7 separate regions of the Homo sapiens genome follow, and all the other regions are linked to region 1. Evidence: chromatin loops called from intact Hi-C (ENCODE). Cell type or tissue: PC-3. All regions are shown on one strand. Region 1 overlaps LOC100506403 (a long non-coding RNA gene). Region 2 has its middle 98 kb from the start of RUNX1. Region 3 overlaps LOC124905015 (a long non-coding RNA gene). Region 4 overlaps RUNX1 (RUNX family transcription factor 1). Region 5 overlaps CLIC6 (chloride intracellular channel 6). Region 6 has its middle 210 kb from the start of RUNX1. Region 7 holds the start of RUNX1 (RUNX family transcription factor 1).

Region 1 (4,000 bases):
TCCTTGTTTAGAGATTTGTTAAATGAAGTTAGTCATATTAGACCTTTGAAGTTGTGTTTTAAATAGAAGCTACCAAAAGGATGAAGATAATTTTACTATGTCCTGAAAAATTCTGAAAGACGTGCCAGGCAGCTGCCTCCTGTGGTTCTAGTACATAGGATGGATTCACAACACCATGGATGGACTTTTCATATATCTAATGTTCTTCTGTTCTATTAACTTTGTTAATGGACTCAAAAAGACTCTTTAAAACTTCATTCTCCCTTGAATATTTTAATATTCAAGTGAAAGATGCTTTCTCTTAGCATTCCTGCTATACCAGTTCTCATCTTCCTTCCACCCCACTGCTAGTATTGATTAGGCTGATGAAGGATTGGTGGGAAAGGACTCTGGAAAGGAAGGTAAAATCTCAGAAGGTCACATATTCCATGATAAAGATCTGAGGTTCCTTTGATGGGGGATGAGGAGCTGCTGAAGAATTTCAAACGAAGGAATGATGTCACCAGATTTGCATCTTGGAAAACCGCTCTGGAAGCAGCTTAGAGGAGGAGTCGGTGATGTTGGGGTGGGGGAATGAGACTAGAACCAGAGAGGCTCGATGGAGAAGTCATTGAAGCTGTCAAATATGGTGGCATTGTGGATAGGGAGGGTAGGCAGGAGGTAGAGATACCCAAGAAGACTGTGTCAACTGCCTAGAGCTACATGTTAGTCATTTCCCTGCTAAAAACACAAATATTATTGATTACTTGACCCAGCTGGTTAAAGTTTAGTGGTTGGTGCTATTTAATCAACAAGAAAAGAAAATCAAGAGTTATCATTGGCTGGGCACAGTGGCTCATGCCTGTAATCCCAGCATTTTGAGAGGCCAAGGCAAGAGGATCTCTTGAGCCCAGTAGTTTGGGGCTGCAGTGAGCTGTGATTGCACCACTATACTCCAGACTGTGTGACAGAGCAAGATCCTGTCTCAAAAAAAAAAAAAAGAAAATGAAAAAGAATTATCATTTTGTCCTAGATGTTCCCATCCCAACTAGGTTCATCTCATTCTAGTTAATTCAAGAAATTCCAGGTCAAGATACCTGGTCAAAGTAAACTCACGCACATTCGTAGAATTTCCTGGGTGGGACCCAGTGATGAGCTAAATTAGTATATTTCTTTGCCATCCTGGTCCACCAAACACCTCGGGGGAGGACATCCTTTTTTAATGTGTTCAGGCCATGTACGGAGAATGAGAGGTTAATTCAGCCTAAATTCCTGGTTGTGTCCAGGTGGGGCCAGCAAGCATTTGTTGAACAGCCTCTGGCCCACTGTGCTGTGAATATGTGGCCTTCTTAAGTGCAGTTGAGGGGAGTAATCCGCTGCCTCTCAGAGTGGGTCCACAGAGGTGACAGTGGGAGTCCTGCTATTTTCCTTGGTGGACCCAGTCTTGACCAAAAGCCTGAGAGAGGACCAGATGGAGTTGCTTGCAGTTTGCTAAGTTGAGGCTTTCTCCAAGTCCAGGAACAGGTAAATGCTTGCTACCAGGTAAGATTAAATCTATTTCATAAGGAAGGCCAATAGGTGGCAGAGCAATCTTTCCTATGCTGCAAAGTGAGGACATATAGAGAAATCTTCAGCAGAGCTCCCTCGCTATGCTTCCATTAGCACATACTTTAACACTTTAACGACCAGGCCATTTTAGAAGTTTTGCACATTTTATATGTTTATAGATGTTATTGCTGAACGTTGTGTAAAATATTTCCAATTAATTAAAACTTCAAGCCCTAGAACGATCAGCCAAAATATTTATAGGTATAATTTAGTTACTTGAATTTTGTCTTCTTCCTGTGGCTAGAAAACTTGTTTTCATTTTAAGGGATATTTCCTCTTTTTTGGCGCGTAGAAACAAAAGTAAAAACAATGCTAGTTTATGCTGTTTTAAAATAATCACTCTTCATTGATTTACAAGCCGAATATATAGAGAAACTTAGTCTCTGTGAATTTAGAAAGTTGAATATCTAATAAGGAGTTCACAGACATGCTAGAGTTTAGGAATCTCAGAGATGGAAAAGATCTGTTTGAAAACTTAAAATTTTGCTCTGAAATGGAAGTCAGGGTATTAACCTAGAAATCCTTCTCAATATTATTTTAACTCTATGACTTTTGCCAGTGATTTTTGTTTTTCTTTCCTGAATTAAAAAGTAAGTATTTAGAGCTAATTTAGGAACACTGAAGTGGGAAGACTTTAGAAACCATCGCAGGTGTCTTGGTGGCTTTTACAGACGGTGAATTACCGTGTCTCGGGCATTCTGTCTGCCCTGAGCAGTTATCCATGGAGCTTTCTCTAAATCTCTCTGGGGTGAGGTCAGGCATATCATTTAAGGGGACACACACACAAAAACGCCTGTAATCAGGATAAATAATATTTTAATGCTATATATTTTTAAAATCAAAATTAATGCATAAAAATCTATGATGAACAAACTGTCAAAGTCTAAATAATGACAGGATTTATAACAGTGCTGAGCTGAGCTTGTTCATGCCTAAGGCTCAGGAACGCTGATTCCATCTTTATTTAAAATTTTGATATTTTGTTCATCATGACTTTTAGCATTGATCTTGGTTTTTAAAAAATAGTACATTAAAACATGATTGATTTTGATTCCTGCATTGTTTTGTTGCCTCTTTAAATTTTGCGTCCGAGGAGAGTGCCTGGCTCTCTTCACCCTAATTCTGCTGCTGGTTGTGGTCTACTCACTCCTGTAGTTTTATCTCCCTGCTTTCTGAACAAGTTCTTCTTTAAATGTCTAGAGGCCATTCACACAAAAATGATCGTGGCCCCTGTAATGCCTGTTTGTAATCCAAAAGTAAAACACCAGTGACCTGCAAACTAAGTGTAAGGATGTCCAGCAAATTGCTACTGTTTTCCATGCCAACTTTAATTTTTTGAAAGTATGTATTATGTTCTTAAACAACTTCTTCTGTTTCTGCTCTTTTTCTTTCTGATTGGCTTGTGACTCATACACACACTTAGTCTGTGTGTAGGGGAACCTCGCTCCATTTCTGTAAAAAGCCGATTATTTCTGATGGCATTACCTTGTTCAGAGGTCTTCACAGCCCTTGCTGACTGTATCATTGCTTTTTAATCAGATCTTGAATTGAAAATATTGCTAAGGACGGAGACGTTTTCATTTTAGCCATTTGAGTATCCACATAATAGTCAAAATGAATTCAAGCCTTCAGAGGATTTGCACTGAGTCACTGCCTAATGTTGTAGGGGACAATCTGGTTTCTTTCCCACCTTTGGCTACAGGGAAACAGCCTTTCTTCTTGGGCTTTCATTCTCCCTCCCTGTTTTCTACTCCTGATCCCTGTAGAAAGTGGTTCCATTCCACAGAAAGTTAATTGATTGGATTCCCCTCTGTCTACAGCACCTTTCCACACAGCTATGAAGTTTATTCTACCATGACTGTGTGCCATCCACTTTACACAAAAAGTGTAATTCCACTTTTTGATGGAATTTTCTTGGGACTGCTTGTCACAGGCAGCATTTTTCTATGAATGGAGATAAACCTCTGTTAAAGACCAAAGTGAAAGTGTTCATTCTGCCCTATTCCTTCTTCCTCTCTAGCCAGCCATCAAATGCCTGGCAGTCTCCACCTCAGAGGAGCTGAGACTTGAGACTTGGAGGTGGGCCCAACCTAAGTGAAAACTCCAGCATTCTTGGGTTTGTTTGTTCATTGGACCTCAGAACAATAATTGATATATAGGACATACTTTTTGTAAGGCAGATTTTAGAAACATTTAAGTTAAAATACTTCAAAGCAAAAGAGATTTTTCTGCTAAGAATCAGGCTTTAGTTATTCAAACATTATCTAATCTATAGTAACTTTTTCTCCAAAAATTCCAGACATAGAAAATGTCGTTCTTAATATGTCAATTCCCAGTTTGATTTGTCATTTTTGAAATAATTAGCACAATATTTTTACTTTTATGATTATTTGATAATTTACATTTTGGGGGC
Region 2 (4,000 bases), 250 kb after region 1:
TGTTTTCAAGTCCAAGAGCAGACATTAACACTGAGGCCTGCATGAGTACTCTTGAAGAATCTTTTTATTTTATTGTATTTTATTTTTAAAGTACTGGTTACAAAGACGGCTAACATATCTCTGTAGCCAAATTTTCATGAGTGGCCTCCTCCCAAGGCTGTCCAGTTTGGACTGAGGGAGCCATTGACCCCAGTCTTTACCTGCTGCAGACTTTTCTTTCATGAAGCCCAGGAGAACATCCAAGGACTGGTGGGCCCTTACTACCTTTATCTAAGTGCTGATCACACTGTTCCAAAGGCACTTGGAATTGGTAGAATTTAGGGACAGGAAGGAAGTAGACATAATTGCACAGTATCTTACACGATTGGGATCCCCGACCAAACATCTCACTGGAGTCATGCTGTTTTCGGAGAGTATGAAACTCTATTCTTGGCACAGCAAATGTAGCCATGCAATTTTAGCCTAAGAAACCACAACTTGGTTCTTAAAAACATTAATATCTCAAGCACATTCTCTCCCAAACCACGTTAATATTCATCTTCAGAGATGTGCTGAATTTTATTGCTGGGGTCATGGTTCAATTAGTTATCTCCCCTATAGATATGAGAGTTGATCTTGTATTTGGGAAATTAGTTGACACAATTTATTCACCTCCTTACACGTGTTATAACAGGTGAACTACTCTCTCTTTAGAGGGTTTGAAAGTTCATTTAGTCTTTTTCCTTTAATATTTTTCATCATAACTGGATTTCTATTTATTTCGGTTCATTGGGTATTTACCTCGGAAAGTATTTCTTTCCATTTTAAACATGGTGAGCATTATAGTGGCTTAGAATAGATTTGAAAGCTAGAAAGTGTTTATCTAAAATGAGTCAGATTTTGAAGATTTTGCTGTTCTCCCATTAATGCTTAATGATTGCTTTTTCCATCAAATGAGGGAGACTGTGTAAAGTTTCCTAAGCAAGGAATGTCAGCTACTAGGAAGGAAGATCTTTTCTAATTCTCCCAATCTACAGTTCACAGACCTGAGACAATTTAAGATGTGGAAAATTCAAGTTGCGGAAAAAAGGCTAAAAATGCCAGTTTTTGAAGATAATATGCCCTTGGCAGAAAGGCAACATCTTTTTCCTAGGAAAAGAGCTTAAATAAGTCTTGTAAAAAAAAAAAATCACTCGGTATGTTGGACATCAAATACCTCTTAAACAAATAACATTTGGGTGAGCTAACTGCAAAGGTACCAATTGTGTATTAAATTTTCCTCTAAATAAGAAACCCATGGACATAAAAAATAAGGGGGAAAATTCACAGCTTTTTCTCACACCATAGGGTGGAGGCCACCCACTTAGTTTGGGGACCCTGCACTCTTCACATTCAAAGTAGATCAAAGCACTTAAAAACTAAAAGTTGACAATCAAGGGATATTTTTATAACACAAGGAAAAAAAGTATTTTGCAGTTTCCATCACACATGGGAAGGTGATTAATTGTATTGGAAGCGGGGAGGCTTATAATATTCAAAGAAATCATCTTAAGTGCATATCTTCTTCCTCATTTATACATACAAAGAGCTGTATGGCAATGCATAGGAAGGAAATGGCACAGGAAATGAACATTTTCAAGAACTTATTATTGAAGTTTATAATTTATATACATTTATTGTCTTCTCAATGATTACAAAGTCTCTAAAGGTAAATGAACAGTTATCATTTGCACCAAATGACCATCCATGCACTTCAGAAATACCATAAGATAAAATATAAAGTGCTGCTTTAAAAGACCATCAACGGATTCTACCTTGCAAAACCCCACCCATCTAACAATGCGATCATTTTATCAGCTTTTCTCCTGGAATGTGTTTTCCAAAGATGAGGCTGTCCTGACTTGTAGGAACAATAAACAATCTTGGGAGATTAAAATAAATGACTGCAGGCTTCTTTTAATTTTCAGCAAACCCTTTGTGAGAATAAAAGAATCACTATCCTTAAATAATTGTAGAATTACATCATTGATCAACTATGTCCCCAGCGGATAAGAACTCAAGGTGAGACATAGCGTGTGAAAAGAATTGCTTCTTTGGTAAAACCCCTCAGTAATGAAAAGTTCCAGACAAAGGACCTTCTCTCTCCATCCCCTGCACCACCCCTCCTCTCCCAACCCTAACGGGGGAAATGACCAGAAAGTTCGGTTGAGGGAGTGTGACATAGTTCTGCATATATTTGCCCTCTCTCTCTATGATTAATCATAAAAATATTATTTGTGGGTTGAAAGTGGCTTTGGAGAAAGTGTTTACAGGTATTACACACTTTGAATATTTGGGGAAAAACTTACTTTATTAACAGAAAGTTGATTCCAGTGGCATTTTTTCCTCCAGGTATGTTACAGTGGGTTTTAGTTTGTTCTGAAGACATCTCTGGGGTTGCATTTGTGCTAAGGTTTCTGAAGATCACTCCATAGTCACCATTATGATGGGAAAGGGAGAAAGATATTAAGGATGGGTTCTACTGAGTGGACAGTAGTCCTCAAGGGAGTCTAAACAGATTTTCTCTGAATACTGGAAAATGTGAAACAACAAATCAATAGGGTTCTTTAAGATTTTCTCTGGGCAAAAAGTGTCTAAAATGGTGCTTCTGAAATAGTGTATTAACTGTGTTACTTTGGAGGATGATATGACTATTTTATGTTTGTAGGTCAAAATGTTTTTACCCTTCTGTTAACTAGCCTGGGAGGAAGAGAATGATGACGATGACACTGACCATGAATAAAAGTGGGAAGTTAGTATATTCCGGATTCCTTCATAAGCATTTTTTGTGACTTTACTAGTTTATATTTGTCAACAATTATCTCAGATAAATACAAGTATTATTCCCATGAAGAAACCGTTTTCAAAATCTTATAATGCCCATGGTCCCAGAACAAGAAAGCGATACAGCCGAGCTAGAAGTCCCTCTGTGTCTCTGAGCCCTCACTCACTTTTTGACGGTCTTACACAGCAGTGACAATTTACAATTGTTATATGAAGGTTTTGTACAAATCCTTGCCATCTGAGAAGTGAGTGACATTCAGATTCTACCAGTTTTCCCTAACCAGATAGATGATTTTTCTTTACTTAATCAGTTGCTTTACAAAAAAAAAGGGGGGTGCTGGCGAGAAAGAAAAACAAGAACATAATTTTTTAAAATGCACATAAACACACAAACTGTTAGAAGAGTGACCCTGACATCCTTTGTCTCCTGTTATCCAGCTAGTGGCAGAACCAAGCCCTTAACTGAGGTCAGGGTTTGATCAATTTTAATATTTTAGTTTGAAGGGGAGTGAAAGGTTGGTTCATCTTTATAACTTTTTGACACAGTTATATTTTGACAAACTAGTTTGGTATAGTAAAGTAAGTTCAAAGCTTTCAATATATACATAGGCACTCTATTCCCAAACCATTATCATTGTATAGCAATGTTTAAGGGAGAGACATTTGCATTCACACATAATTTTTTAGAGCATCCAGAGAAACTACACACAGTGCTTTTAATTGTCTGTATCTGGAATTGCAATTTGTATTTTCATCTTTCTGGGCGGAAAGTGCCTTTTAGACAGGAAAGGTCTAGACTTGCACCTTAGCCGTCCCATAGTTGCGTTTCCAGCAGCCCAGCCTGGGCTCTAACTCTGCAGCAGTCTGGGCACCCTGCCAGCATGGAGGGACTCTAAATGTGTGGAGGAAAATTTTGCAAACATTTTCTACTTTCCTAAGATTTATTTGGGGACATGAAATTAAATAAGAAAAATATACTGCTTAGTAGTATCACTAAATTGAAATATTCATGTGGAAACTTGTCAGCAATTGTAGCATGTGAATCAAACCATGGACTCACTCTCATCAGACTTTCTTATCAAAAACAACACATGATGCTTTGAGATCCAGGTGTAATTTCCAGACACAGAAGGAAGCAAAGTGCCTTTCAAAGGCAGAACTGTTGACCATTTCAGCACTGTCTGCCTTTTCCTGACTT
Region 3 (4,000 bases), 180 kb after region 1:
TCTTTGAAACCTGAATTGAAGGAGCCTTACTCTTGAGAAGATTTGCATTTACTTCTGCCAGTTACCAGGAACCACCACCAATCTGGCACCAGAATGTGAAATCTTGGCTTGATGTTTTTCAGACCACAATGCATACTGTGAATTGGACTACAAACCTGTGTGAAGGAGGGTAACAAATTCTCAAAGAATACTTCTTTCCCCTTTTCCCAGAATCAAAACTGATACCTGTACTGGATACACTTTCTGGACATTTGTATTTGTGGGAAAATATATTTTGGTTCATCCTTTCCCTAAGGGTGCTGATCTTCGAAGACCCTAGTTTTATGTGAAGTCACCTAACCTGTCGGTTCACCAATAAAATAAATCCAAAGCTCTAGTTTACAACAGTAGCCAGACAGCTTTAGGCTGCTGCCAGATTTACCAGTCACCTATCTGGATTTGTGCTCCTGCTCAGCTTCTTTGTTTCTGACCATTTCCTTAAGCCGTGCTCTTAGAAAGCATTCAACATTTTATCCAGTATTTTTGTATACTTTGAAGGGGGATGGCTTTAGGATTCCTTTGGTACCATATTGCCAGAGAAGTCTAACCATCTTGCACAGAATTTCACAGTTGGCACTGTCAGATCTCCGATTTAAGTAAACTCATTGTATGTGAATCCAGTGGGTTAAAATGTAAGAATAAAGAAAAGAACTAGCATTGACAGAGTGTCTACAATGGGTCAGTCATTCGTAAATGGAACCCTCACCCAACCCTTAGAAGGAAATTATAAAAATATTATTCTGAGGATAAAAACCTCACAACCTGAGCCTCTAGTGGTTAAGAAACCTGCCCACAATAACACAGGGGTGAAGCTAGCATTCAAAACCCTATTTTGCTATTTTATACATTTAGTTCTTGATTGATGGCTCTTCCCTACCCACAGAAAAGTTTTTCTATGGTACATAGAAATTTGTCTAGCGTCTCCTTGAAAAGCAGAGGACTATGACAATTGATGCCAAGAGACCTTAGGCAAGTTCTAGAATTCTAGGCAATTTTTTGAAAATATTCTTACCAATATCTATCTATGTATCTATCCACTGATTATCTTTGAAAATAGAGAGTAGACCTTTTAAGTAACATGAGAGAAGAGACTATGTCCTTGCACATGTTTGTGGCGTTCACAAGTCCCTGAACAATGCTATAAAATGAAAGATATTCAACAAATACCTCTTGAATGACCAATTTGCCTTTATTCATTATTACAGAACCAAAGTGTGTCTGCAAATATCAGTGCTCTGGATAATTCAAAATGTGTTGAGGCAGAGTCTGTCATCCCTACAAAGACACATGTCTCTTAGATTAGGGCTGGGACATTCCAATCTACCCCATGCTGTTTTTGAACACATTTCTCTTCCCTGAGTCAGTTTGCATCAGCTACTTCAAGCCTTGTGACCTGTTTTAGCACCTCGCACCCTCCTCTGGTATGTCAGAGAGTTTGAGTCACAGGTTTCAGTGACTCTGAAAGAAGACCTCACATTCTTTCTCTCAGTTGCCATCATTGGCCCAGGTAAGTAGGTTACTGCCCTGGCATACCTCATCCCACCTGCACTTGTGCCTCAGGGCATTGTTTGCTCTGGACACTCTAGTGTGCAGGGCTATTATTGTGTAAGTCACTGCTATCTTGCAGACCCATAATGCTTACTGATGCATTACTGTATTTGCTATTAGAGGGCTCTGTGTTCATAGGTAGGCCATTTCAATGTGCTCACTTAAGAAGGACAATATTTTACTCCTCCTGAGTCGGTGGAGTCATCCTGTCTCATTCCAAGGATTACCTTACATTAGTGGCTTTGAGAAAGTCAAACTCTATGCCTGGCTAATTCATCTTTGGAAAGAAGTTACTGTTGAACAAGGGAACCCATGAGGGCTCTTGCTGTGCTTGTCTATGCTAAAGGGACAAGAAAGCAAATAACTCTTTCAATCTCACTTTAAATTGAAGCATAGGACTGGCTCTTTGAACTGGAAAATGTTTATTTAAGAATGCACAGCTCCTTGCAGCTTTGCATCAAAAGGCTCTGTGTCCAAGGAAGAAGGTGGAGACAGGTTAATAGCCTTGAGAAGAACAGCTTGTAACATTAGCCTCTTCTATCCGCCTTTCTTCCAGCAGTAAGTGCAAGAGCTTGGCTTAGAACTGCAGGCACTTACTTGAATACTAGGAAGCTTTCATTTGACTGCACATCCATGGTGTAAGGACATTGGTCTCTAAACATTTTGAATGCCAAGAAGCAGCTTTTCATGTAGCCTACACTAGCTCATTAGAGATTTTGCTTAAAAGAAAATGAATGCACTTTTATTTAATTTCCTTCTCTCAAAATTTGCTACTGGCCAGGCATGGTGGCTCACCCCTGTAATTCCAGCGCTTTGGGACGCCAAGGCAAGTGGATCACCTGAGGTCAGGAGTTCAAGACTAGCCTGGGAAAGATGGCGGAACTCCATCTCTACTAAAAAATATAAAAATTAGCAGGGCGTGGTGGTGCACGCCTGTAATCCTAGCTACTCGGGACGCTGAGGCAGGTAAATGGCTTGAACCTGGGAGGCGGAGGTTGCAGTGAGCCGAGATTTCACCATTGCACTCCAGCCTGGGTGACAAGAGCAAAAATCCATCTAAAAAAAAAAAAGTTTGCTACTAACTGTAGTGTCAAGTGCCAACAGATTTAGTACCTCAGAAAAGGAAACATTCTTCAAAAGGTGACTTCAGTAAAATGTTTCTTAATGAGAAAAAAAGTTAAACTTGTATCAATCGAAGCACAAAAGCAATTTAAATTAACTCAGATTATAGAAAATGAAATATTTTTCAAGTTGGTAGCTGAGACAATTAAAAATTATTTGGCTATATAACAATATTTAATGCATACTAGTGTTTTCAATTAAGTGACCAATACCTATGAATGAGCTGTAAATAGATTTATTACGATGAATAAAATCAGCTTTTTATTTTGGGAGAAAGGAAACTTCAAATGTTCCAACTTTCTGTGTGTGATATTAGAAGCCTAGCAGAAAAATGAGACACATTAGGAGGAAATAATTACCTCCTTCAATTCTATGCCTTTTTTCTTGAGGAAAAGGCACCATCATTTGTCCCCCACCCCTTAATCCTAGCCTTTTCACACTATTGTCCTGGCTTGAAATTCTATACATTCTTGCTGGTGAGCTCAAGTCCCATTTCTGAGAATCCTTTTGCTTTCACCCTAGTCCAGGCTGACCTCTCTGTGGCTGCCTAAGGCCATGACCCAGTCCTGGCCCCCCAAGAGAAAGGTGTAATCGAAATACAGGATGAGTGCCACTGTAGGGCAAGTTTAGAGGACACTGGGAACCAGGGACTGAGCATTACCAAGGCTGAGGAAGTAAACACCTAGAAGAGAGACATGGACCTGCAGGACCCTGTAATTCAGCTGCTCTGGGTAGTTGCCTCAAGCTGCCTTGGAACTTAAAGGAATCAACCTATGCATCGTGCCCGTTCCAGTGGCTGGCACTTCTCCACACTCAATGCATCCCTTCTAAGGGGAGATTGTTCTAAGGGCCATCCACATCCAGAAAGCAGAAAAATAGGCTAACAACTTCTCAAACCAAAAGTTTTATAACCATGAAATAGTGTCGTTGACATTAAGTCACTTCTGCTTCAGATTATATTAAAAAGTCAGCATAACACCAAACAACCTAAATGAGAGGAATGTCATTTTTATTTCCACCAATTCAAGAGGTAACATCTGCCGCATCTTTCCAGAGGTGCGCACATTGCTTCAGTTCTATCCATTCAGCTTGTTTTTCAAAGATGTTTGAAACTGAACTGAAACATAAATAGATTTCTCTGTATACAGGCCACCATTCCAATGGGGGGAAGTTATTTTTATATAGACATTTTTGGTTAAGTGATAATGTGGCACCTGGCAGTAAGCTCAACAGACATTTCTGTCAAGCTGGGTATTAAAAATAGTGATCACTTTAGGACATTTATTTGCTC
Region 4 (4,000 bases), 510 kb after region 1:
TAGATTTGAAAAGTGAAGTAATCTCAAAGCCACTTCAGAAGAAAAAAATGTTTAATTAAATTCCAATGTTCAAAACTGGATAGTGTGTATGGCAGGTGATTTGTACATACATGTTACTCTTCATCAAAATTGTTTTCCATCCCTGTGACATCAATACAAACTGCAGCTATTTGGTTCCAAACCATAGCAAGATACATTCTATTTTTTAAAATGTAAATGGTCATTTAAAATAGAAATAATTCTTTTAGACGTACTGCATTTTTACAAATGTGATTTTGGAAATATATTGCTCGCAAAGGGTAATTTTAAGAGAATTGTTGAGATTCTAATCCCATCTTTATGCATATTTTGGGGAGGCTTTTGAAAGAGCAAAAAGGTAAAAGATTTAGTTATCTTCTGAGACCACCTATAGTTCTTTACCTAAAGTTGTAGAAGAAAAACGTCAATGCACTGTTACTGTTTTCCAATGAAATTATTTTTCTTCCAACTAACCAAGCAGTACTTTTTAAATCCACTGCAGAAATGTACATTTCATTCCTGTTGTGAGCCGTTTTCAATTCTCCTCCCTCCCTCTCCCCGCAACAAAATTTGGAAAAATCTGTCACGTAGCATCCGCCCAACGTATCGCTTCGTTGTATTTTTTTTTTTTTTAATTTTGCATTATGACAAAAGTAAATTCTAGCATTACTCCAGGGAAACACTGGGAATGAACCTGGTAATGTTTCCTTTCCTTTCTCCCTTAGGCAAAGGAAGGGGAATTCTGTATTGTCGCTAAAATGAGCGCTCTTGGTGGAAAGGAATTCCTCACTTCGTACACGCTGTGGCTGTCCTTGAAAGTGCAGGCTCCGTAAAATGCCCGGCCGACTAAGGGGTTCCCTTTCCCCGGAGCCCCTGCCTCTTTCCATTCATTTTAGATCCTCAGTAAGGAAGGGCAGAGGTTGGTCTGTTTCTTCTTTTCAAGAGGGCACCGCGCTGCGCAGTTAACAGCCTGCGCCGCTCCGGGGAAACCCAAATGTCCCGCGATCCCATCGAGTCAAGGAGCAAAAGCTGTGATTGCTATCAGCTTTTTGTCGGGCTTCAAACTCGGGGTTTATCGGTTGAAACTCCTAGCTGAGCAGCTCCCACGACGCTGCCTCTGACGGCTAAACTCGGTGCATGCAAGGCTGGGACCAACTTTCCTTACTCGATAAAGGAACTTGACTCCCTCCTGGGAGACCGCAGCCCGAGTCCGACTCGCAGCCCCCGTCGCGGGGTTTAGGGTTTTAGGCAAGCGGCCCGAGACCCAGAGGAGCCTCCCTGGACCTTTCCGAGGGGCAAATCACCCGAGTCTGCTATTTCCCCTGGAGTCAAAAGCCTACTTTTGGAGCCGCCACACCCTCGTGCTCCCTCCCGCATCTCGGGGGTTCCGGGGGATGCACGTGGGGGTGGCCCCAGGAGCCCTGGGTGGGATCTCGGGGAAATGCATTGGAGACCAGGCGAAAAGGTTTCCCTTGCCCAGAACTTGCCTCTAGAGCGGGCCGCGTCCGAACCCGCAGGCAAAGGCGCTGCGGCCCCTGCGGGCGGGCGGGCGCGCGCGATGCACTCTTCTCAGGGACAGAGTTAGAAAGTGGACGTTTGGGCGGGGGGAGGGGGGGATTTACAACTGGAATTAGGCTTAAAAAAATCATTTTAAAAGAAAAATGTAGTAAGTTTTCTTTCCGAGACCCCAGGTCCATTAAAACAAAACTGAACTCGGGTGCTGGCAGTGCCCAGGGGGAGCGGAGGCGGAGAGGGTTGAGGCCGCGGGCCGCCCGCCTTAGCCCCCCGGAAGCCCGGGCTCCTGAAGCACAGATAGCCAAGAGCGGCCCGAGTCAAGCCCCAGGAACAGGGGCTTCGGGAAGAGACCCCGACCGGGCCGCACAGCGGGGAGGCCTGGTCCGAGAGTCCCCACCTGGCCGGCTGCGACTCTATATTGGAACCTCGGAAACGCGCCTTGGCCGTTCCAGCTCAAGTGGGCTCTGGGGCGGCTTCCTGTCTTTTATCCTCGAACGCTAGTTCTTCCCGGGCGACCCGAAGGCCACGAGGCGGGCCGCACAGCCCCGCGCCGTCGGGGGCGTTCCGGGAGCTCCGGGGACTGCGCGCGGCGTCCAGGGAGGGCGGCTGCTGCCCCCTGGCGTCCGCCAGAGCCCGCGGCGCGTCCCGACAGCTCCGCGCAGTCCGGGCCCGCCCGGGAAAGGCCTCCACGCCAGTCAACCCCGGCCCCCTCCTGCGTCCGGGCCCGCGGCAACGCCCGGGGACAGTCCCTGCGCGGCAGCGGCCACAGCACCCTAGCCCTGGGGGAGGGAGGAGCGGGCGTCAGGGGCCCCGTGAGGTCGGCGAGGGACCCCCGCGCCGGGGAGCTTAATTGAGGGGCTCCGCGGGGACCACAAAGCAGCCCGCGGTGGAACGGGGCCGGGATCCGGGGACTGGGTTGCAGCCCCGGGGTGGATGAGAGGCCCCGGGAGGTGCAGGGCCCGGCAGGGAGGGCGTGGAGGGACTCATGGTGACGGGAGCAGCCTCCGCTGGGAGGGAGCCCCGCCGGGCGGGGTCGGAGTTGGCAGCGCACGCCGGACCGGGGGCGGGGCCCTCCGAGCTCCGCGAAAATGCCCGCAGCACCGCGGGGACCGGCGCAGGGGGAAGCGGCCGCCCGCACGCGAAGCCGGGGTGGGTTCCGCACCTGGGGCCGCTCGAGCGCACGGGGGCGGGGAGAGGAGCGGGGGCCGCTTCCGGGGAGCCGGAGGGGAGACGCGGGGCCCGGGCAGGCTGTCCGGCTGCTGCGGGTGCCGGCGCTACAAGGCCCGGGAGCAAGCCGCGTGGCTGCTTTCAACTTTCCTTCCAGCCGCGCGTTCTTGGGGTCTTTCCTGACTAGGAAACTCTTCGCTGGCCGCTGACGCACGCAGCAAGTGAGACGCGCGGAGGGATCGAGCCGCGGCCCGGGCGCAGCGGTAAAAAACACCCATTACAGAAACCGACCCAAGGGAAGACGCTGAGAGCAAACGGCACGCGCGGACGCCGTCCGGCCTCATGCAAGGAATCAGCGCCGCTTCGCCGCAGCTGCCAGCCGGACGGTGCAGGAGCGCGGAGTGGCTCCCCCGGGCCCCGCGGCCAAATCGCACCCCCGCCCTGGAAGCGGAGGCCTGGCCCTGGGCGGCCGCGCAGGATCTGGGGCCGTCCGCGGGCTGCAGCCCGGTTCGGGAGCCTCGTGGCGGCCACTGCGCCTGCCTGCAGCGGCTCGCGGGGCCGGGCCTCTCCGGGTGCGGCGCGCCGGCCGGGTCCTCCTCGGGCCGGCGGGGCCTGCTTTCTTTTTCCAGGTCTCCGGACCGTGGCCACTCGCGGAGCCGCACAAGCCTGCGTGTGGCTGCGGAAAGGGGTCCGCACGCGGGCGGGGCCCCGGGCCAGCATGCAGGCTTGGATGCGGGGCGCGGGGGTGGCCTCCGACTCCCCGCCCGGGCTGCGTACAGTAGCGCGCGGCGCGGCGGCGGGGGCGCGCGGGCCAATTCCAGGAGCCGGCGGCGGCGAGCCGCGCCCTGGCTGATACCGGAAAGGCCTGTGATTGGCCGCCGGCCGCCCCTATGCAAACGAGCTGAGGGAATGGAATTCCTCCGGCCGGGCTTACAGTAAAAGCACGTTCATTTCCAGGCACTCTCATTCATAGAGCCAGCGGGCGCGGGCGGGACGGGCGCCCCGCGGCCGGACCCAGCCAGGGCACCACGCTGCCCGGCCCTGCGCCGCCAGGCACTTCTTTCCGGGGCTCCTAGGGACGCCAGAAGGAAGTCAACCTCTGCTGCTTCTCCTTGGCCTGCGTTGGACCTTCCTTTTTTTGTTGTTTTTTTTTGTTTTTCCCCTTTCTTCCTTTTGAATTAACTGGCTTCTTGGCTGGATGTTTTCAACTTCTTTCCTGGCTGCGAACTTTTCCCCAATTGTTTTCCTTTTACAACAGGGGGAGAAAGTGCTCTGTGGTCCGAGGCGAGCCGTGAAGTTG
Region 5 (4,000 bases), 710 kb after region 1:
TCTAGAAGCTGGGGAGGTGAGGACCTGGATTATCTCCTAGAGCCTCCAGAAAGAAATGCAGCCCTGCTAGTGCCTTGATTTTAGTTCAGTGAGACCCATGTCAAGTTTCTGATCAACAGAACTGTGAGTTAATAAATTGGAGTTATTCAAAGCCACCAAGCTTGTGGTGTAATTTGTTATGGCAATGATAGAAAATGAATACAGCTGAATTTCCACATGGGAATCCTCAACTTTTCCCCAGCACAGTTCAGCAGGTCAACTACTCATCAACTTGCAGAGGGAGGAAACCCTGAAGCAGGTAGTACTTAGCCTATTTCAGAAACTTCCTGCATAGAGCCACTCTGCTCATTTTCCAAAGACTTGCATGATGGCCATGGATGCCATGGAGAAAAAGTGAGAATCCCTGCACCAAACCTCTAACAACCAAGGTGTATTAGTCCATTCTCACATTGCTACACAGAACTACCTGAGATGGGGTAATTTATAAAGAAAAGATGTTTAATTGGCTCATGGCTCTGCAGGCTGTACAGGAAGCATGGCTGGGGAGGCCTCAGGAAACTTACAATCATGGCAGAAGGTGAAGGGGAAGCAGGCACATCCTACATGGCTGGAGAAGGAGGAAGAGAGCAAAGGAGGAGGTGCCACACAGTTTTAAACAACCAGATTTCAGCCTGGGCAACATGGTGAAAACTTGTCACTACAAAAAAATACAAACAAAAAATAGCTGGGCATGGTGGCATGCACTTGTGGTCTCAGCTACTTGGGAAGCTGAGACTGGAGGATTGCTTGAGCCCAGGAGGTCAAGGCGGCAGTGAGCTGAGATCACACTGCTCTACTACCGCACTTCAGCCTGGGCAACAGAGCGAGACCCTGTCTCAAAAATAAAAAAGAGAAACAAAAAAATAACCAGATCTTGGCCGGGCGCGATGGCTCACGCCTATAATCCCAACACTTTCGGAGGCTGAGGCAGGAGGATCATGAGGTAATGAGATGAAGACCATCCTGGCTAACACAGTGAAACCCCGCCTCTACTAAAAATACAAAAAAAAAAAAAAAAATTAACCAGGCGTGGTGGTGCTGTAGTCCCCAGCTACTTGGGAGGCTGAGGCAGGAGAATGACGTGAACCCAGGAGGCGGAGCTTGCAGTGAGCCGAGATCGTGCCACTGCACTCCAGCCTGGGCGACAGAGCAAGACTCCGTCAAAAAAAAAAAAAAAAAGAAAACAACAACAACAACAACAACAACAACAGATCTCATAAGAACTCATTATGAAGAGAACAGCAAGGGGGGAGTTCTCTCCATGATCCAATCACCCGCCATCAGGCCCCTCCTCCAGCACTGGGGATCACAATTCGCTGTCAGATTTGGGCAGGGACACAGATCCAAACCCTGTCACAAGGCAAGACCACAACTCCTCTACGTCGACTTGTGAACTATAGTAACTGTTTCGACCTGAACTGTGGGCAGGCCTGCTTGTTCCTTCACATCACCTTTGGGGCCACAGCTTCTAATGGACAAGCTCCAAATGGAACTTTCTATTTGGCTTCACATGGTTATTTTTCGCCAATTTTTCAACTTGGCAAGAGTGATTTGAGGTCCCTCTAGCCAAAAATCTAACAGGGCACAGACCTGGATCATCACCACAAGAGGATGAAGGGACTACCCATGACATTTTGCCTTTTTAAATCTTGGTTCCTTACTATGGTTTTTAGAACCTACCCTCAAACGTCAAGGTAGGGAAACAACTTCTGGAGGCCATTGGTGCCCCCTAGTGGTCAAGAGATGCACTCATTTATCACTTTCCCTTTTACGGTCTCCATTCCTAATTAGGTTTTGTGGGAAAATGCTACAAGTTAGTTTTTAGCCCCTAGTGGGGGACTAAACCATCTAGATTTCCCTGGGACTCAGTGATTCCCTGCTACACAGGATTTTCAGTTTTAAAACCAGGAAAGTCCTGGAAAAACTAGGACAAGCTGGTCTTTCTAACCCCTGACAGACCTCCTAGACTTCACAAAAGAATCACCGGAAGAAGGCAATGTCTTTTTGTCTAGGCACCTCAAACAGAATTAGGACCTGAACAGTGTGCTTTTAAAAATGCATCTTGATTTGAGGTCAGCAGCTAGATGGTGCATACTTTGCCTTATGTTAGGAAAACAGCAATTTACGATTGGTAAATTATTTCTCGACTCTCATTAAAGAACAAGGGGTGGGGCTGGGGAGGAAGTCCAGTGGTGGGAGAGTAGGGTCACCCCATATGCTGGCAGAGCAGACCAAGAAAAAGAAATTCTAATTATCTCTAAAAGTGTTCAGACTCAGCTTTCTCAACTGGTTCAGAATTCCCCAGCTCTTCTGCAAAGTTCTTTAGAAATGCACAGCTCCCTGGAGGTGGGGGTCCGGGGAGGCACCTGCCTTCTCTTCCTCTTTCCTTATAATGTTTTTAAGTTTTAAAGAGGCCAAAGGCCTAGAGCAATCTATTAACAATGAAAAAAGTCCAGTCCTTCAAACATACTCAGGTCAGTTTCAATGACCAATATATGAAACTTCTCTGCAGCTGGGAGCTGGGAATTGTATAGTACTTTTTGTTTACACTGAAACTAGTGAGTAAACAGAAATATCTTAAGGGTTCTTAAGGGAATTATTATGAGATCAGGTTTAGAGCCAATATAGATTTTAGAACACTTCCTTTTAAAAGACTCCAGAAATCAGAGGCTTTGCAGTCAGGTAGAAAGCAGGTGATCATCTATGTGGTATGATTTGCGAGATCTGGGAGAATCCACCTATCTACAAATGCCCCCACCAGCCTTTCATGAAAGTCTGAATCACAGAGGATTGTCTAGAAAAAAGCCACAGTCCGTCAAGCTACATATGTGGTCATCTTCCCTCAGGCCAAACTAAAAGGGGGCACCAGCTCCAGTGACCTCTAACCTCCCCATGAGTTGACACTATCTGTCCATTTCCTTATACACAAAGTGAAGGTGTTCGTTTTCATAACTTTTCTATACCTTCTCAACGGTGACACCTTCTCAGAGGTGGCTGAAGAAGTGGCAAAGCTAAATGAGCACTCTTGTCTTAATAAATTACATTTTGTAAAGACATGCTTGTCAGATCTCTTTCTAAAAAGTTTGAGGCAGTTTTGAGAAACTGTCTTAGTGACTACAGCTGGTCATTGTTACCATAAAGTATCCTAGTATTCAAATGTTAAAATTAAGTCACCTGGAATACTGAAAAAAATAGCAACCTAAAATACTAAGAAGATTTGGATTGCTAAATTAAAGTTCTCAATAGATCTCATGGATGACACGTTCATTGAAAAGTTTTGCTTCATTTTAAAGGGCAAAAAGAACAAGAGCCACCTGTAGTCAATTACATCATCAGTTTCTCCTGCAGTTGCCTTCCTTAATGGAACAATTTCAACAAAAAAAGCACGCAAATGAACGGCTCTCAGCACAAACAAAATTGCTTGTAAAGGAGCAAGGCAATTGCACAATGTGCTGTAGGACCAAACACCAGATCAATGGTAGAGTGGGATGGTATTTTTCATTTAAATGCAAATTTGGTAAACCTTGCCCTATATCCTCATGTTTAAGAAACCTCATCTGTATCAACCTGCTAGTTTTCCCCGACACTCCCTTTTTTTTTTTCCTGGCCACAGAGATTGAAAGGAAAGCCTGTATTACTAAACCAAAACTTCGGGTTTCACAAGCTTTACACTTAAGCCAGCCTGACATTTTGCATTGGTGAAAGCAGACAAAAGAATCAACCAGGAGTGCATAAAAATCATATTATGTATTAAATCAGAAAACTTGGCTTTAAGCTTCAAGAGAAGGGAAATCAGGGTCAGAATCAAAAAAAAAGTGTGGCATTTAGGGAAATCACAACATTTTATTAGAACTATCAATATGTTCAGAGGAGTGACTTCTCCAGTTTTAACTGTTAGATTCCAGTTTTGCATTTCCTTGTAGTCTCTGAATCTTTACAAGTTAAAGGGTTCCTAGTTCAT
Region 6 (4,000 bases), 140 kb after region 1:
TTGTGGTCCAATCTCATTTGATGACTTTAAGAGTAACTAAGTCTACTCACATATTCCATAGGAAGCATTATCCAAGCACCGGAGACCATGCTCTCTTCAACTTCAAACTGCAGTCAAGTGGAGTAAATAATGCAGAGAGCTAAATTAACTCAAAGCACCAATGATCATGGAATAACATTCCTCTGTTTACTGTTCAAGAAAAATCTTTACAAATGCTGAAATGCTGTTAGAAAATCTATAGTTATATTATTATCATCATAAAACTAAGAATTAACCTATCTTTATTCTCCTCTGAAATCTCCTTTCAAGAAATAAAAACAGCAGGTAGAAGATACCTTCAAAATGGAAGAAGCCTTATGCTATTTCATCTATTTGTCTTTCTTTGGGTTAAACTCCAGAAACCCGGCTTGGTGCTTGTTCACTGTCCACACAATAGTAAATGATCCCAGGAGAATAAGTACATGATCAATTCCTCAGTGTCTCTGGCAATATAAGAGTTTAAAAACATGTGTACATGTGCCTGTGCATACAACAATACACATATAAATCACGGATTTTTGCTGAAATGAAATACTGAGGCCATGTGAGCATTTTTCAGTCTTCAACTTAGACACTTGGGCTGCATGCCCAGCTATGACACATCGTCCATGTTTATGAAGTCAATTTCACTTCAGTTGTTAGTATCAGTTACCATCATTCTGGATTTAAAGCCACCAGCCCAGAGCCTTTCTCTGAGCTCTCACAGATTCTAGTAGCTGTAGCAGGCATGTGACACTTCTGTGCACACTGTCTCATCTTGTTCCTGGGCCATCTGTTTGAACAAGGCCTTTTCTCTTCATTTTATTATAAATTCTTGAATCCAGGAAGCATGTCTGATATTTCTCAGAATCCTTTTTAATGTCTACCCCAGAAGTCTGTTCTAACAAGTACTCCAAAAATGTTGATTGATTCTAAATGGATTCTCAATATTATGAACAACATTTTTAGAATAAAAGAAATATTCACTTTTGTGTTTGGAAAATTCAGTGGATATGTTAAAAACAAAATATGGAAATGGGGTGAGCTCTTAAGGACTGTGAATTTCCACAGCAGCGTATAATTTCAGTAGAAGATCCCAATCCAACTTCATGAGGAATATATTAAGAGACAAAATAGAGAAACTATGACAAACTGGGTTTAGTATTTCCACCTCATCAACAATTATTTCTACCACAATCAATGAGAAAAAAACAAAGTTGTCAATCTGGATTGAGAGTGGGCATGTGTGTTTTCTCTCCTCCCTTCTGCCTCCCCCTTTTTCTCTTCTGAAACTGAGTCAGACGAGGCCATATTTCCAGTTAGAGGTCGACATTAGAGCCAAGCAGCTGTTCAGAAATGTCCAAGTAGACAGCAAGTGGCACTGATGGAGTTAACGGCAGTGACTCACTTGGGGCATTCACAGCAGGTCAGCTGAAACTCTCCCTTGCTGTATAGAGAATTTAGTCCTGCTGGGCATGCGCCCAAGACTGTGAGCTGAGGTTGATAACAGCAGAGTGCCTCTTAGTTGCCACTGGTTGCTTTGCCGTTCTCAGTTTTCACAGTTTATTTAAAGGTGGATTTTTGTCTAACGCAATCATGAACGGTGATGGGAAGAACAGGCTGAGCAGCTGTTGACTGAAATAACAGAGGGGAGGACGGGTATCTGGAAATGCTCCACACAAGTTGTCCTGCAAGCTTTGATGATGACGTTCGCATAGAAAATTATTGGTCAGAACCAGGAAGTGGAGCAGGCTTCATGCCAGTAAGGCTAGCTTGGCAAAGGTAAGATTTTTAGGATTTCAGAAAGGTTTCATTCATCTAGGAATCCTTTTCTACAAAATGTTATGGTGTTATAAAGTTACTCAATGGAGCAACAATAAAAACAAATCAAAACCATCCAAAGGAAAAAATACATGAGAAGCAGAGCATACTTATATTTTGTGAGCTTATACAAGTTTCTCAATAACACAGAAGGGAATGTATAAAAATACGATGAAAGGCTGTTGTGAGTTTTTTAATTACAAAATATGATTATTTTAGGAGAAAGAAACATAATTACCTGAACTAACTCAACACTGACACAAGACCTATTTTCCTTTTTTTTTCTTCAAATTATTTTTTAAACTTTTTAAAGGCAAGTATCTTAGATTTGTTCCTTACAGGTAGACATTTCAACAAACAAGAAATAATATTTCCTGATATGAATAGTCATTAGGGTTCAAGCTTTATTTCCCTAAAATTCTAGCATGAGATCATGGTTTCCGTAGATAGGAGAGATCTTGTTTCCATTGCATTTATTTGGTAGAAAAATCTGATTTGACGATTTGTGTTTGCTATCATCAAGTTAATTTTGTGATTAGATCCAAAACCTAATTCTGATAGTCAGACCAGGCTGAAAGCCACAATAGAAAAGGAATTAGTTTCCTTTCCCAAGAATAAAATCCTTGCATTAAATAGAGTTTGGTAAATTAAATGGCTATTTTTGACCAGGAGAGTTTGCTAGGTACTTTAATTCATTAAACAATTTTTTAGATCTGAACCTTTGAAAATATATATTCTAGGTTCAAAAGAGAATGATTGTGCCGTCTGCATTCGTATAGAATGATAGAGCACTGTAGTTGTGGCGGTTTCTCAAGGGCAGAGATTGTGATGGCGTTGCCTGCCACTGTCTACCTCATGGTAGGTGCTTAATGAATGTTGGGTGAACGAATTAATTTTGACCACAGGAAGGCAAGGGCTGACAAGAAGTGTCATCTCTTCTTGGCAGAACAGATTAGTCATTAGGATCAAGTAGAAGAGAGGATGGGATTTAGGGCGATTTAAATCAAGAGTACAGAAGCCATTAGAAGACACTGCTGGGGGAGGAGGGTTTGGGAAAGTGGGAGAGAGTTGTAGGAAAACGTTTGCATTGGCCTGGACTGAGTTCGTTTCTTCTCATGGCGTCAGAGGCCAACTGAAATTCTACAACTGGGGAAAATGAAGAGGACATCGGGGTATCAATGGGGTATAAAGAGAAAGGAATGAGAATAGCCCCAGTAACAGAAACAAATGGGTTTTGAGAATGTGTCTGTTTGTTTCTGTTGCTCCTGCCCTGTTATTCCCCATCTTGGTGTCTGCCTTCCTCATCTCTCCTCTGTTTTAATCTAAAATCTAAAGCTGCTAAGTAAAAACGACTGGTGAAATGTTAGAAACACTTCCCAAACCCTTCAGCATTCTCACAGGGTGCTTTTTTTCTCTCCCTGATCCTGCTGATCACTTAGGGCCATTCCTGGCTACCACCCTCACCATCTCATGACTACAGTAGTTAAATGGCGCTACCCTTTCCAAGTGAGAAAGAATTTCTGTGTGTGTTTGTCTACCTCTCTAGAGAGAGAAAGAAATGGAACTGATTTTTCTTAAAAGATGAAATAAACTCCTGAAGTTTTTACTTTATAACAATTCTATTTACAGTTTCATTTCTTTTCTTCAAGTATCTTCTTAAATTGTTACCATTGACTTGGGGTTAGGCATTAATATCAAATGACATCTGTTTTCATTCTGTTAAGAAAAAAAATATCACACAATAATACTTATCATGATGGAGTAACCACTGACGAGACGTTTCCAGTATTGTCAAGCTGTTGAGAAATCCAACTTTTATACTAATGGGTAGAGAGGGATCTCTCTCTCCCTACACACACACAAGCACACACACGCACACACACACACACACCCCGTAAAAAATGACTCCACTGCAGGGGTAGTGATTCATAGGATATCAGTATGGCTATGTTGTTTTTTTTAAAAAAGCTAAAATTGGAGTCCTATAGCTCCTTTTGTCTTATTACCTTATTTTCACATAAAATGAGACAGGATTCCCTGCATAAAAATCAGCTTGGTATTTGTCACGTCTGTAGCAAGCGTCTGAACTCATTTTTATGAGCAGCCTGCTTCCCCATTGCACCTCCTGTGTTTAGTAATGCAAACAGGCAGAACATTGTGT
Region 7 (4,000 bases), 350 kb after region 1:
ATGTTTCTCAAACTTTAATGTGTATAGAATCACCCGAGGAACTGTAAAAATACAGATTCTCATTCAGTAGGCCTGGGATACAGCCCGCAATGCAGAGTCTCAACAAGTTCCTGGGTGCCATCGACACTGCTCACCTGCAGTCTGCAAGCAGAGGAGGAAGCAGTTGAAACTCTTTCATTTGAAATAATTCTCCCTAGCTGCTCTTCATATCATTACATAACATTCAAGTGGCAGGTTGGTTTCAATGTCTGCCTTTTTTCTTTCTTTTTTCCTTTTGAAATCATATTTCCCCAACAATACCTCTTCATCTAGGAAAGGTTAAGAAGTAAATACTGAGGCCAGGCGCGGTGGCTCCCGCCTGTAATCCCAGCACTTTGGGAGGCCGAGGTGGGTGGATCACGAGGTCAGAAGATCAAGACCATCCTGGCTAACACGGTGAAACCCCGTCTCTACTAAAGATACAAAAAATTAGCCGGGCGTGGTGACGAGCACCTGTAGTCCCAGCTACTCGGGAGGCTGAGGCAGGAGAATGGCGTGAACCTGGGAGGCGGAGCTTGCAGTGAGCTGAGATCGCACCACTGCACTCCAGCCTGGGCGACAGAGCAAGACTGTGTCTCAAAAAAAATAAAGTCTTGGGTAGCTTAAATTTGAATTGCACCTTTATCTAAAGAAGTGAGAGGCCTGTGCGGAAGAGAGATGTGTCCTGTGTGGGCACCATCATGAGTGTCCAGGAAAGAACATCTTTAATAGCTGGGCTTCTAGGGCTCCCTAGCTGTCTCAAACCATTGGATTTGCCAAAAGCAGGTTATAGTCATCCCATGAAGCTTTGATGTCTACGTCCCAATTTAAAAATCATCCCTGACCTCACTGTCAGCATAGCATGGAAGTTTCTGGATAGGACATCTGTTAGAAAACAGATTTAGAAAATAAGGAAAATCCACGCTACATAGAGAAAATTCAGTAGCATTGTCCTCCTGGGATTTTAGACTCCATCCAATTTGGGTGGTCCATCTCTGCCTCCATTTTCTGGCCAGAGAATCTACTTTATAATAGACATGTGGAGTTCAGAGATAGCATGCGGCAATCATGTAATGAATATCCCTAACAGAGGGTGCTTTGATTGGATTGGACTGCACACAGAAGTCTATACATTAATTACAGGGTTATGCAGGTAAACATCTGTCAACCCTTTCTAGTATTTTCATAGGGCCATTAAAAAAGACACCTGAGCATTTTCTCCCCACCCCGCCCCCCCACCCATGGTGGCATTTAGAAGCTGCAGCCAATATGAGCGAGAATGAAAACTGTCATCCAATTCCTTGGCAAAGCCACAGTCCACTGCAGACTCTTGGGTACAATCCCCAAGCCAGAAACCCAGGGTCTGAGTCACTTGCAGGAACTAGGACAGAGGGTGTGGGTCAATACACAAACTTAAAGAGTCCTAAACCGTTCTAGTTAAGTTAGGATTAAGTATTTCTCCAGGCGGTTCATTGATGACAGACGTGCCCTTTTGTCTTGGGCTCCTAGGGAAGTGGTAAGGCCAAGTTCACCAGCAGCTGGCTGAGGCTTTACTTATTGTCATGACCTGGAGGGTGCCCAGAAAAGCTCCAACTGTTGCCTCACCAAGCTGCGAAGTTATGCTGCGGCTGCCGTGGCTGTTAACCCCGCCCAGGAAGGCCGTGCAGGGCCAGCGTGCAGGCCTTTGTATTCTGCCCCCTGGTGCCCTGTTGAAACCTCAGTCCCGAAGATGACAGCGTATAGTGAGGCTTCAACGAGCCCCAGCCTTAGAGTGTCTTTACACTCTAACCTGTCCTACAAAGACCCCACTGGAAGAAATAGATATCTGGCTAGAGCTAGGCCCAAAGAGAAAAGTTGAGAATTCAGGCCGTTCACTGCCTCATCCAAACCCTTCTCCTAAGCATCTGGACACCTAAGGCTAAAAGCATCTGGGGAGTTTCTAAAATTAAATCTCCCAAGGATATTCTGTATGGCCCCTTGAATTGCTAAGTCATTATTAAGTGTGAGTCGACTCTGCAGTGGCAGCTGCACATTACAGCCCTCGGCTCTTAGGGCCCTTCCAGGGAATATTAAGTGTGGGAGAGAAAAATGAACCTGGTTTGGGGTTCAACTCAGGCTTGACTTTATTAGGGAGGGTAACAACACAGGCCCATTATGTTCATTATGTTCACAGGGGATTTGCACTGAGAAGCAATATGAAACACGCATCACATTTAAAGATTCACGAGCCTCATAAAAGAGATGTAGCACTATTATTCTTTTTTAGATGTTAGCAGTGTCAACATGTGGCCAGCTAACTTCTCACAAGTGTAAGAGAAAGCGGTCTGTTGAGTTTCAATTCCTGCTTTAGTCAAAACAGGAGTAAGTAAAAATTGTGTCTGTTCCTTTTGAAAGACTTGTGCCATGGAAGCTACTATCGTTGTGGGTCTTTGTGTGTGTGAAATTAAGTGGATGAGGGAAAACCGAGGGAGTGTTGTGGGAGTTCAGCCTTTCTGAAGTGCCTGTGCTGGCTACTGCAGCTTAGAATCCAGGACTGGCATTTACAACCCATCATCACACAGGTTCTCTTGACCCTATGTGTCGAAATTTCACGTGCGCAGAGTGCTATGGCGGATGTAGGCAGAGCAGAGCCAAATGAATAAGGTAGTAAATCAGGAAAATAAGCCTTTCTTCATCTTGGAACTACAAAACAAAATGACGTTTTAGTTGTCAGCAGGTAAAGCCAGTGGGGCCGGAAAATGAAATACGTGTGACCACAGTGGTTTGCCCACTTACAAAATTATCCTGTTTTTAGCATCTTCAAACAGGCATGTCTTTCTAAGGTAGAGGACGCGCTATATAATATTCATTAGTCAGCCCCAGGAGAAGTGTCTCCTCCTGGTTCCCCTTCTATTGTGGCATCCTCATGTGCTCAAAGTGTAGTTTTACCTACAGGTGTAAATTAGCCTATTGATTTGAATTGAACTAGAGAAAGGCAATACAGGGAGCTTTCCCAAGTGACAATACAAATAAACATCTGCAGAGTAACCACTGCTTTGTCCCAAATACAGAAATTCTCTCTGCTTTGTTTTCCTTTAGCTTCCTAATTTGTGTGTGTGTGTGTGTGTGTGTGTGTGTGTGTGTGTGTGTTAAGACTGTACTATGATTTTATCTCTTTACTGAAAGAGATACATACTAAAGTTGTCCATTTAGGGGGAATAAAACCACATAATTTTGGTTTCATTAAAACAGTCCTTTTATTTCAAAAGTAAAATTCTTTCCCTTTCCCAGGCTTTAAAATACCTGTGAGTTGCCAGCCCGTTGTAGGGGTCAGACTCTCACCAAAACATTTCTTTTTATTTATTTTTCCCTTTTATAGTTTCACTTATGCCATGATAGACGTTACCAAGGACTTAACTCTCCCGGAGCTGATGCCTAGCATTTTAAATGATGGGATCCACATCCTGTCGGAGCAGCGGCTTGATGCCAGCGTTGAATTACTATTGAATAAGCAGCAATGAAATCTTTATCAAAATAATCAGTAGTTCCAAAAACCACAAATAACAACAGGAGCCGAGTTGTACTAAATCAGCAAAGACCATTGAGATATAATAAGTGACTGAGTCACTTTTTTCTACATCCCCCCCTCTTGCAAAGTCTACTCGGCTATTTTCTTGCACAGCCTGGGGGAGGGCAGGTGGAGGGAAGGAAGGGCATTGCTCAGAAAAGAAAAAAAAAAATTGACATCACTTAAGTCACATGATTGGCAAGAACCAATTGAGATGGGCTGTGGAAAGGGGAACAGTTAAATTTGTAATTTGGGTTGTGTGAAAACTTCTTTGGGCCTCATAAACAACCACAGAACCACAAGTTGGGTAGCCTGGCAGTGTCAGAAGTCTGAACCCAGCATAGTGGTCAGCAGGCAGGACGAATCACACTGAATGCAAACCACAGGGTTTCGCAGCGTGGTGAGCATCACCAACCCACAGCCAAGGCGGCGCTG

The links. A loop is a pair of places that touch in the nucleus more often than their neighbours do. Peaks named below come from ENCODE experiments on the same cell type or tissue, not always from the same donor. Only the 100,000 strongest peaks of a DNase experiment are listed, where the experiment ranks them.
Region 2: it touches region 1 in a loop (4-fold over the local background); 4 of 110 quality-filtered maps call a loop at or near these places.
Region 3: a loop joins it to region 1, with 4 times the contacts of the local background. A loop is called at or near these places in 10 of 110 quality-filtered maps.
Region 4: it touches region 1 in a loop (23-fold over the local background); 70 of 110 quality-filtered maps call a loop at or near these places.
Region 5: a loop joins it to region 1, with 6 times the contacts of the local background. A loop is called at or near these places in 15 of 110 quality-filtered maps.
Region 6: it touches region 1 in a loop (6-fold over the local background); 11 of 110 quality-filtered maps call a loop at or near these places.
Region 7: a loop joins it to region 1, with 13 times the contacts of the local background. A loop is called at or near these places in 58 of 110 quality-filtered maps.

Annotation. Positions count from the first base shown.
Region 1 is chr21:35,398,187-35,402,186 of GRCh38, reverse strand. All of the region lies in intron 2 of LOC100506403 (a long non-coding RNA gene), which reads left to right. Among named protein-coding and RNA genes, the nearest start is that of MIR802, 320 kb to the left of the region's middle. RefSeq lists a silencer at 1,402-1,696. In PC-3, CTCF peaks have their summits at 1,550 (motif pointing right) and 1,560 (motif pointing right); a DNase peak (open chromatin) is centred at 1,566; H3K4me3 peaks cover 270 bases; H3K27ac peaks cover 607 bases.
Region 2 is chr21:35,145,693-35,149,692 of GRCh38, reverse strand. No RefSeq gene overlaps it. Among named protein-coding and RNA genes, the nearest start is that of RUNX1, 98 kb to the right of the region's middle. In PC-3, no CTCF peak of the experiment used is centred here; a DNase peak (open chromatin) is centred at 2,132; H3K4me3 peaks cover 488 bases; H3K27ac peaks cover 3,334 bases.
Region 3 is chr21:35,215,268-35,219,267 of GRCh38, reverse strand. The region is part of intron 1 of LOC124905015 (a long non-coding RNA gene); the gene reads left to right. Among named protein-coding and RNA genes, the nearest start is that of RUNX1, 170 kb to the right of the region's middle. RefSeq lists an enhancer at 967-2,166. In PC-3, no CTCF peak of the experiment used is centred here; a DNase peak (open chromatin) is centred at 1,527; H3K27ac peaks cover 3,268 bases.
Region 4 is chr21:34,888,359-34,892,358 of GRCh38, reverse strand. The region is part of intron 3 of RUNX1 (RUNX family transcription factor 1); the gene reads left to right. Among named protein-coding and RNA genes, the nearest start is that of RUNX1-AS1, 54 kb to the right of the region's middle. RefSeq lists silencers at 2,032-2,831, 3,132-3,811 and an enhancer at 3,972-4,000. In PC-3, CTCF peaks have their summits at 1,949 and 2,167 (motif pointing left); DNase peaks (open chromatin) are centred at 2,188, 2,528 and 3,618; H3K4me3 peaks cover 2,297 bases; H3K27ac peaks cover 2,280 bases.
Region 5 is chr21:34,691,194-34,695,193 of GRCh38, reverse strand. The region is part of intron 1 of CLIC6 (chloride intracellular channel 6); the gene reads right to left. Among named protein-coding and RNA genes, the nearest start is that of CLIC6, 24 kb to the right of the region's middle. In PC-3, a CTCF peak has its summit at 1,773 (motif pointing left); a DNase peak (open chromatin) is centred at 1,763; H3K27ac peaks cover 318 bases.
Region 6 is chr21:35,254,265-35,258,264 of GRCh38, reverse strand. No RefSeq gene overlaps it. Among named protein-coding and RNA genes, the nearest start is that of RUNX1, 210 kb to the right of the region's middle. In PC-3, no CTCF peak of the experiment used is centred here; DNase peaks (open chromatin) are centred at 634, 1,574, 3,724 and 3,974; H3K4me3 peaks cover 2,048 bases; H3K27ac peaks cover 4,000 bases.
Region 7 is chr21:35,049,133-35,053,132 of GRCh38, reverse strand. It overlaps RUNX1 (RUNX family transcription factor 1), which reads left to right and starts at 3,831. Exons shown (of 9, transcript NM_001754.5): 1 at 3,831-3,965. RefSeq lists an enhancer at 3,989-4,000. In PC-3, CTCF peaks have their summits at 1,547 and 1,746 (motif pointing left); DNase peaks (open chromatin) are centred at 1,532 and 3,642; H3K4me3 peaks cover 1,587 bases; H3K27ac peaks cover 3,402 bases.